Linked DNA regions of Homo sapiens: region 1 is linked to region 2. Evidence: read pairs that join two places in POLR2A ChIA-PET (ENCODE). Cell type or tissue: MCF 10A. All regions are shown on one strand.

Region 1 (5,000 bases), 55 kb after region 2:
GGCCCTCAGGAGGCTGTGGAGGATCGCTTGAGCCTGAGTTCAAGGCTGCAGTGAGCTATGATTGCACCACTGAACTCCAGCCTGGGTGTCAGAGCCAGACCCCATCTTAAGTGGTCACTGATACAGATTTTCATTTAATAAATTGTGGGTATATTTCAAAGATGACCACTCTACTACTCATAGACATTTAGGTTGCTTTCAATCTGGGAGGATGATAAATAACAGTAAATGAACATCCTTATAAATATATCTTTGTATCTAAGGTCAATGATTGCTCCAAAGAGCGTGTGCATTCAATTTTGCGAAACTGCTCTCCAATCAAGACTCCATCCATCCATGCTATCATAAAAAATTTGAGTGTGTGTGTGTTTCACTACATCTGCAACAACTAGGATTATTACTTTAAAATATCTAGCAGTTTAAAAGTGTTATCTATTTCTGCATGTTTATTAACGAAAGTGAAATCCTTTAATGTTTTTTAACAATTTGTATTTCTTCTATGTGCCCATTCTCTAGCTTTTGCCCATTCTCTGTTGGGTTCTTCAAGTGTATTTCTTGTTGATTTTAAGAGCTCTTTAGGCTGGGTGTGGTGGCTCATGCTTGTAATCCCGGCACTTTGGAAGACGGAGGCAGGAGGATCATCTGAGCTCAGGAGTTAGAGACCAGTCTGGGCAACATAGTGAAACCCTGTCTCTATTTTTAAAAAGTAAAAAAGAGAGCTCTTTTAATATTAAAGATATTAACTTTTATTTTTCACATATATTGCTAATATCCTCTCCCTAGATTTTGCTTTTTCTTTTAGGCATTTTTTTATGGTATATTTTACCAAATACACATCTTAGATGTCTTCATAGACAAATCTGATGTTCTTTTCTTGCTTTAAAGTCAATAGTGTCTTTCCCTCCAAGATTATAAAAAGTTATATTTTCTTATTTTTTGGCTTTGTTTCTTAAAATCTTTAATCCACTTGGACTTCATTTTTGTATATAATGAATATAAACTTTATTCTTCCCCACTGCTTGCTAAGTATCCCAACAAAATAAACCAGTGTGCTGGGACTGGTGCATGCTGCTCATGACAGTTACATTTTTCTGGAATTTTGTAAGCTGACTGTGAAACATAACCATAAAAAACTATGTTATATAAACTTAGAATAAAATAAATCATATTTAAAACAAAGGTAACAAATACTTAGGAATCATCACTCCCTAGTTATTTTATTATGATTTATGCTCTTAAGGTTATCTAACACCTATTTTATCTGTATGATGAAAATACCATATAAGGGCGTGCTAGTGCATATCTTTCTCCAATTCAGCATTTAGTGACTTCACATTAGTGGTTTGAAATTGGCCATTATAGTATTTACACCACAGAGATCAGCAAACCCTAAACTACAGCTTTTTTATTTTTCAGAGAGCCTGTTGTTAAACATATGCCACCATACCACTGGAATAAACCATTCTTTGTTCACTAATTTGAAAAAGGATCTCTAGTATACACTAAATTGCCATTTATTCATACGTTTATAAAACAGAATAAAGAGCTTAGAATTGAACTTTTTTTTCTACTCTAGCATCGCAGACTACTTTGGTATGTTTTGATATATTAGATAAGACTTTGGACACAGTTTCTATTAACTGGATCTCTATTTTTCTAACATAGATCACAGTACTGCAAAGAAAAGGGTATTTCCCTAAACAGTTCAATAGCATTCTTAACTTTATGTAGATTATAGAAAACAGTATAAATAAAGGACTATTTCTTTTCAAAATAAAGGACTATTTCTGGACATAGTTGGTTACCATATACTATTTTTAGATTAGAGCTCTCACTCTTAAAAAAAAATAAAAAATCCAAACATAAGAAAACAAAACCAATACCATCGGGTTGGGTCTAAATAATAATAATAATAAATAATAACAAGTGTCCTCTCATAAAAATTCCGCCAGTGTGTGAAGAAATCGGGATCTTTTAATACATAATGGCAAGAACCAACTATAGTACTTTATTTTTTTTTTTTTGAGACAGGATCTGGCTCTGTTGACCAAGCTAGAGTACAGTGGCACAATCTCAGCTCACTGCAACCTCTGCCTCCTGGCCTCAAGCCATGCTCCCACCTCAGCCTCCCAAGTAGCTGGGACTACAGGCACACTCCACCATGTCCAGCTAATTTTTGTATTTTCAGTAGAGACGGGGTTTTGTCATGTTGCCCAGGCTGGTCTTGATCTCGTGAGCTCAAGCAATCCACCTGCCTTGGCCTCCCAAAGTGCTGGGATTACAGGTGTAAGCCATGGCGCCTGGCTGCTGACGGTACTCTTCTTTCAGAGTCACCATCACATACAAACTCAGCATTGGAAACTTTCTTCCTTTTTTACATAGAGATGGGTCTTGCTATGTCACCCAGGCTAGATGCAGTGGTTATTCACAGGAGCAATCATTGCATACTAAAATCCCAAACACCTGGGCTCAAAAGCGCCTCCTGCCATAGCCTCCTAAGTAGGCTGAGTAGCTGAGAATACACACATGGGCCACCATGCCCAGCCTAGAAGCTTTCAATTCAGCAACCAACAGGCACCCATCATGGGACCAGGCTAGGCTCTGAAGAAGCAACTAAGACATGACCCGAATCTTCGAAACTCTCATCATTTTTAGTGGATCGGTGGGTAGAGAACATGTCACAAGTGGTTATAAGCACTTACATTAGCATTGAAAGAAACAGATTGTCTTCAAGAATGAGTATCTACTTTAAGAGGAAAAGAAAATCAGGGTACAAAAACTAGTTATTTAAAGTTTGCCCACCTACAGAGACAAGCTGATAGATGTTGATAACTAGACCTTCAGCACCTATACCAGTTAAACATTACGGTGTCCCTATTTAATGTCTTTCCTGCTGAGGTACTTTAAGTCAGTGATTTATTTGAAGATACTGATATCAGCTGCATCAAGAAAACCAGTAACTGTTGCCTATGTACTTCCTTAACTGTCACAAGCCATTTAGATTTGCACTCCAGCTACCTCATTCTAGGTGTTTACATTACGAAACTATGTAGTGAAATAGCTGGGTTGACTCAACAGAACCACCCTTTTTGCATCTAAACTGAAAGACCTCACTTTTAAAGCCTTGCTGTCATTGGATTTCTTGTAAACATAGTATCTTATATTGTAGCCTAGGCAGCAAACACAGCAGTTGCCCTTTTCACACATACAGTTGACACAGTGATGATTTCAGCCTTTTCCAATCATTAACTCATATTTTAGATTTAAAAATCTATTTCTCAAGGCTTTGTACTATATATAGGGGAAATAATCATTACCCTTGGGGAAACAATGGCTCATTTACTGAAAATGAGTTTAACAAAGGAATTATTTGGTACTGAAAAATACAGAGCAGTGACACAAATCATAGCATCATCAGCTCATATGACTGCATTAGGGTAATTTACTTTAAAAAAAGCTACAATAACTTAAAATTTAACTTCAACAATAAAATCATGTCCTCTGTCACAGAATTGTGAAACCAGATCTTACACTATTTTGAAAATGTTCCCTTAAGTCTCAACCTGAGATAAAAACCACAACAACAAAAAAAAGTTTGTAGAATGGAATATTTCTATACTGCCTGAAGCTCAGTTTTGACTGGTACATGTTTGATTTACACATTTGATTTACACTGAATTTTGTTTTAATTATTAAGAGAATGAATAGCATTCCAAAATAGTCACAAGCTTTAAAACTTCGAGTTCCTTCTCTAGTTGGAGAGCTTACAAAATTCATTACATGGAACAGTGAGTTGATGCAGTGACCACAAATTTCTTAACACTGTATAAGTCTTAAATTAATCATAACCCAACCTCCGCAAATTCTGTAGAAATAGCCTCAAAGTAGGTAATGCAGTTGGGCGTGGTGGCTCACGCCTGTAATCCCACCACTTTGGGAGGCCGAGGCGGGTGGATCACCTGACATCAGGAGTTCGAGACCAGGCTGACCAACATGGAGAAACCCCCTCTCTACTAAAAATACAAAAATTAGCCGGGCGTGGTGGTGCATGCCTGTAATCCCAGCTACTCAGGAGGCTGAGGCAGGAGAATCGCTTGAACCCGGGAGGCGGAGGTTGCAGTGAGCCAAGATCGCGCCATTGCACTCCAGCCTGGGCAACAAGGGCAAAACTTCATCTCAAAAAAAAAAAAAAAAAAAAAAAAGGTAGGTAATGCAGAAGTCACAAAATGTTAATTGAGAAGAAATCTAGGAGTGCAGTTTCTGGATATATCATACAATTCTTTCAAATTTCCTGAGGTTTAAAACTTTTCAAAAAATAGGTAGGGGAATGATATGCTCAAAATAAATATACAACTTAGTTACATTGGATATATCATACAATTCTTTCAAATTTCCTGAGGTTTAAAAGTTTTCAAAAAATAGGTGGAAGAATGATATGCTCAAAATAGATATACAACTTAGTTACATATAACATGAAAAGACTGAGTTGTTCTTCACCAAAAATCTTGTAGTCTGTGACATTTAATCAGAAAACATTTAATCAGAGTCACTGGCCCACACAAAATAACCAACAGATTAATCTAAATATTCCATGGTTTTTCTCAGATGCACGTTCCTGGTTTCATTTATATAGAGTTTTCATTTTTTATTTGTTTTGTTTTTGTAAGAACACTTCCTCCATTTTCAATAGGCATTTAGTTGGACAGGTATTACTGGTAAAGCAGCAAAACAGCAAAAACTCTGGCTCAGCCCCCAACCAGCTGTGCAACGTTGAACAAATCTCTTAGCTTCTCTGGGTCTCAATTTTCCCACTTATAAAATGAGGCAGCTAGACTAGACGCATTCTAAAGTATCTTCCAACTCTCTAGTTTCTTTGAGGCAGAGCTCTAGGCTTGTGAGAATGAAAAAGCCCTCAAAACAAATGACTGAAATCTCATTCTGCAATGTTAGTGAAACAAACAGGATACAAAATTGTAAATACAGTGTGATCATGATCCCAA
Region 2 (5,000 bases):
AAAAATATGTAATATCTGGGATTAAAGCTAACAGATGCTACTCAAGACTTCTATACAAGATGTTTAAAAAATATTACAGAGCAAAATTAAAGAATAAATGGAAAGATGTATCATATTCACAGATTAGAAAACTCAACATTGTAAAATTGTCAACTCCCCCCAAATTGATGGGGGGGATAGATGAAGTAGTTTTAAAGTTTTTCTATAAATTTAAGTGTGCTAAGGACAGCTAAAACACTTGAAGAAGGATAGGTCGGTTTTGAAAAATTGCTCTACTAGGTATGAAGACATAATAAAGCTACAGTAATTTACATAGTGTAATATTGGTACAAAGACAGATGAAACAGAAATATAATCAATCTAAAAAGAGACTGTCGCCTATATGAACACTTGACTTACCAAAAAGTTGGCTCTGCAGAGCAGTGGAGACAGGAAGGTTGTATCAGTTATTAAGCTATTGTCTCTCAGCTTCAAACCCATCCGCCTAAACACTGCTCTATCATGCTGGGGCTAAACTCTACAAACCACATTTTGGTTTTGCCAACTGGCTCCATGTTAGGCTCTGCCAACAGAATGTTGTAGAGAGAGACTGCAAGGGTGGTGGTGGAGGAAGAAGGGACTTGCACCTCCTATGGGCTTCCTGTCTGTTTCTTGTTTCTGTGACACCCAAGCAATACTTCTTCACTCCCAGCAGTAGTACCTTCTTATAGCAGTAGCTGAATCCAGTTTACAGTTCTGCCAAAACTTGCAGAACTAGCCTCACTGCATCTTCCATGCCAGATACCAGCACAAGTGAGCCAGTATCCTCTCCTCAGACATCATGGGGTTCTAAATTTGAATAATTCCAATCTCTTCCCTTTATTCTTCCTGCTGTGGGGTGGAAACTGCTACTTTTGTGATATCTTAGTGTTTTCTTCTTGCATTTTTAGTTATCTACTTGACAACTTTATACCTAATTAACATTTTTTCCATATTAAACTCTGTTTAAATAACTGGTGTGGTTTCTTTCTCCTGATCAAACCCTGCCAGATACAATATCTTTTCAATCTATGTTATTGGAACCATGAAATATCCACATGGAAAAACAAGATGAACCTCCAAACCTACTCCACACTATACACAAAAACAAATTCCAGGTAGGATGTAGATATAAACATGAAAAGCAAAATCACATCGCTTTTAGAAGATAACGTATAGAAGAATATGATATTAAGGCAGGGAAAGATTTCTTCAATTGAACACAAAAAGCACTAATTACACTGGAAAATATTGATATATTTGACTACCTTAAAATCAAGAACGTCTTTTCATATCTACATTAAGAGGGCAAAAATGCAAGTCACATAGGAGAAGATGCTTGCAACACTTATAAGGAACAAAGGGCTCTTATCCAGATGTATACAGAACTCCTACAAATCAATTTTTTAAAAGTCTAACAATAGCAAATGTTTTGTTGAGATGAAGTGCAATGGAAATTCTTATAGTTTAGGAGGGTAAATTGTTATAATCACTTTGGAAAACAAGTTGACATTATCTATTAAGTCAAAAATATATACACACTATGACCTGGCAATTTGACTCCTAGGTATATAACCAAAAGGAATATGCATATCTATACATTAAGACACATGCAAGCGTATTCAGAGCAGCAATATTTGTAATACCCTTAAAACTGGAAATAGCTTAAATATCCACAAACAGAATGTTCAATATATAATATACAGTATACAAATTGTAGTATATTCAAACAATGGAATACTCTCCAGCAATTAAAATGAACTACTGCTATATGCAACAACATAGATAAATCTTACAAACATAATTTTGAACAAAAGAAACCAGGCACAATAAATATACACTACAAGATACCATTTCCATAATATTAAAAAAAAAGGCAAAGTTAAACTATAATGTTTAGGGATGCACACTTAGGAGATAGAAACTGTCGGGAAAGGAAGTAGTTAGCATAAAAGTTAGGATAGTGATTATCTCAGGAGGAGAGGACAATGGTGGTAGAGTGTCAGAGGCGTTTGAATTAGAGCAACTCCATCTTGAATGGGGGTTGGGTAAAATGAGGCTGAGATCTACTGGGCTGCATTCCCAGGAAGTTAAGGCATTCTAAGTCACAGGATGAGATAGGAGGTCAGCACAAGATACAGGTCATAAAGACCGTGCTGGTAAAACAGGTTGCAGTAAAGCAGCCAGCTAAAATACACCAAAACCAAGATGGTGATGAGAGTGACCTCTGGAATTATAATGCATTAGCATGCTAAGAGACACTCCCACTAGTGCCATGACAGTTTACAAATGCCATGGCAACACCAAGAAGTTACCCTATATGGCCTAAAAAGAGGAGGCATAAATAATCCATCCTTTGTTTAGCATATAATCAAGAAATAATCATAAAAATGGGCAGCCAGCAGCCCTCAGGGCTGCTCTGCCTATGGAGTAGTCATTCTTTTATTCCTTTACTTAAGTAAACTTGCTTTCACTTTACTCTATGGACTTGCCCCAATTTTTTCTTGTGTGAGATCCAAGAACCTTCTCTTGGGGTATGGATCCAGAGGGCACAGGGGACTTCTGGGTACTGGTGATGTCCTGTATCTCACTTGAATGGTGGTCATAGAGGTGTGCACTTTGTGATACACCATTGAGTTATACATTTTATTTTGTGTATGTGTGTTACTAAATAATTAGAAAGGTTTTTTAAAAAGGCAAACTGCCCAGCTTAATTTTCTAGCACACAAAAAATTTTAGCTTAAACCTGTATAATTTTTAAAAGGATGAGTAACTTTTTAAAAGGATGAGTCTTTCCATTATTTTTCATATAGATATACATCTATACCAGCCCAAAGAACTTTGTCACTTCTCTCCCTGTGCCAAATTCATTCTGTAGAGAGGAGTATACTATAATGTCTTTTTTATGTTGTAGAATTCCAAAGGAATCTGCTTGCTTAAAAAAAAACAAACATTTCCTTCATCATTACACAAGAATACATTATTAGGAAGCATTCCACAGGAAAGCGCTGTCAGCAAATTTAGGACTACAGCCCCACCCCTAATCTAATCACAATCTCCTAACTTCTTCCGTTGTGAAGCACAATGCTGAAGCAGCTACAATATATAGATGTGCTTCAGGTTTTCAATTAGCCTGTTAAAAATAAACAAACCCAAAAATATTACAAAAACAAAACAAAACAGGAGGCAGGACTTCCAGCTGTGGCAAATTGAAGAGGTCAGCAAATCCTTTCCCCTCAAAACAACTATAAAACTAGACAAAAGTGTCAAAAACAGCCATTTTGGGACTCCAGAAAAATGGCCAAAGTCAAATGACAAATTTAAGTGTTTTTACAAAAAACTGCTGAAATTTGTGTAAGAATAGTGGGAGTCACAGCTTGGGTCAGCTTCTTACCCCACCCCTGCCACACCCTACCCAAGCACCAGTACATCTAATAGTTCCTGGGCAAGGCTGGCTACAAAACCCAGCAGCTTCGTTGTCACAGGGAGCTAACATGATTTGAAGGGGAGGGCAAAAAACCCACACCCAGTAGCAATGTGGGGTCAAAGCATTAAACTCAACTAGAAAAGAACAGAGAAAGCCTATAGCTCTGTTATTCAAAGGCTGCTGTCCTGGTTGAGAAGAAGGGCAGACTATCAGAAATCTAGAAATTTAACAAGGAGATTCTGGAAATGAGAGAGCCACAGAGGGGGCTAAACTCCCCCACACAGTCCTGGCTAACTGATGGCTGAATATATGCCCAGAGGAGACTGGAGATAGCCTGAACTCTCCATAGATCTCTTGCTGACTGAGAGGCTTCCTGCATGTGAGGAAAAACTGAGGGCTCAGCAGAAAATAAAAGCTGGGCATATTTGAAAACTACATGCTCTCCCTACACATACACACACACACACACACACACACACACACACACACACACACACACACACCACACACACACACACACACACACACACACACACACGGTATAAGCCTTATTAGCTCAAAATGCCTGAGCACAACCTTTAACCAATAGCCAACCACTCAGCTATGCAGACACAAGCAGGACTCCAAGAAAGCTAGGCTAAAAATTAAAAAAAACAAAACAAAATTGAGCAGAGACCCGAGTTGGCTACACCTCAGTGGGGAGACAGATTCTGCACATTAAGTCTGCACGTGTCATTTAAGAATAAGCAAATATACATAACAACAATAATGACAACCGTCAGAGGTGAGGAAAATCAGAACCAGAGCTGTTACACTGTATTATCTAATACGTCCAGTTTTTAGCAAAAAGATTCCACAACATGTTAAGAAACAGGAAAATGTGGCCCATACTCGGGGAAAAAAGCAGTCAATAAAAACTGTTTCTGGACAGGCATGATGGCTCATGCCTGTAATCCCAGCACTTTGGGAGGCCAAGGTGGGCAGATCTCCTGAGGTCAGCCTGGCCAACATGGTGAAACCCTGTGTCTACTAAAAAAAAAAAAAAATTAGCCAGGCATGGTGGCATGCATCTGTAATCCCAGTTACTTGGGAGGCTGAGGCAGGAGAATCACTTGAACCCGGGAGGCAGAGGTTGCAGCGAGCTGAGATTGCGCCACTGCACTCCAGCCTGGGCAATAGATCGAGACTCTGTCTCAAACGAACAAACAAACGAACAAACAGAAACTGTTTCTGAGTGGGTCCAGATGTCCTATTCAGAAAAAGACTTCCAAACTAGCTATCGTAAATATGCTCAAAGAATTAAAGGAGCGGGCGGATCACGAGGTCAGGAGATCGAGACCATCCTGGCTAAAACGGTGAAACCCCGTCTCTACTAAAAATACAAAAAATTAGCCGGGCGTAGTGGCGGGCGCCTGTAGTCCCAGCTACTTGGGAGGCTGAGGCAGGAGAATGGCGTGAACCCGGGAGGCGGAGCTTGCAGTGAGCCGAGATCCCGCCACTGCACTCCAGCCTGGGCGACAGAGCGAGACTCCGTCTCAAAAAAAAACAAAAACAA

Evidence for each region. ChIA-PET counts read pairs that join two places held together with the same protein. Peaks named below come from ENCODE experiments on the same cell type or tissue, not always from the same donor. Only the 100,000 strongest peaks of a DNase experiment are listed, where the experiment ranks them.
Region 1: POLR2A ChIA-PET joins it to region 2 with 15 read pairs; 8 of 35 experiments call an interaction of 5 or more read pairs at or near these places.

What each region holds. Positions count from the first base shown.
Region 1 is chr17:28,056,150-28,061,149 of GRCh38, reverse strand. The region is part of intron 1 of NLK (nemo like kinase); the gene reads right to left. Among named protein-coding and RNA genes, the nearest start is that of NLK, 16 kb to the right of the region's middle. RefSeq lists enhancers at 2,755-2,854, 2,915-2,964. In MCF 10A, no CTCF peak of the experiment used is centred here; a DNase peak (open chromatin) is centred at 3,049.
Region 2 is chr17:28,110,845-28,115,844 of GRCh38, reverse strand. The region is part of intron 1 of NLK (nemo like kinase); the gene reads right to left. Among named protein-coding and RNA genes, the nearest start is that of NLK, 71 kb to the right of the region's middle. RefSeq lists an enhancer at 1,730-2,231. In MCF 10A, no CTCF peak of the experiment used is centred here; no DNase peak of the experiment used is centred here.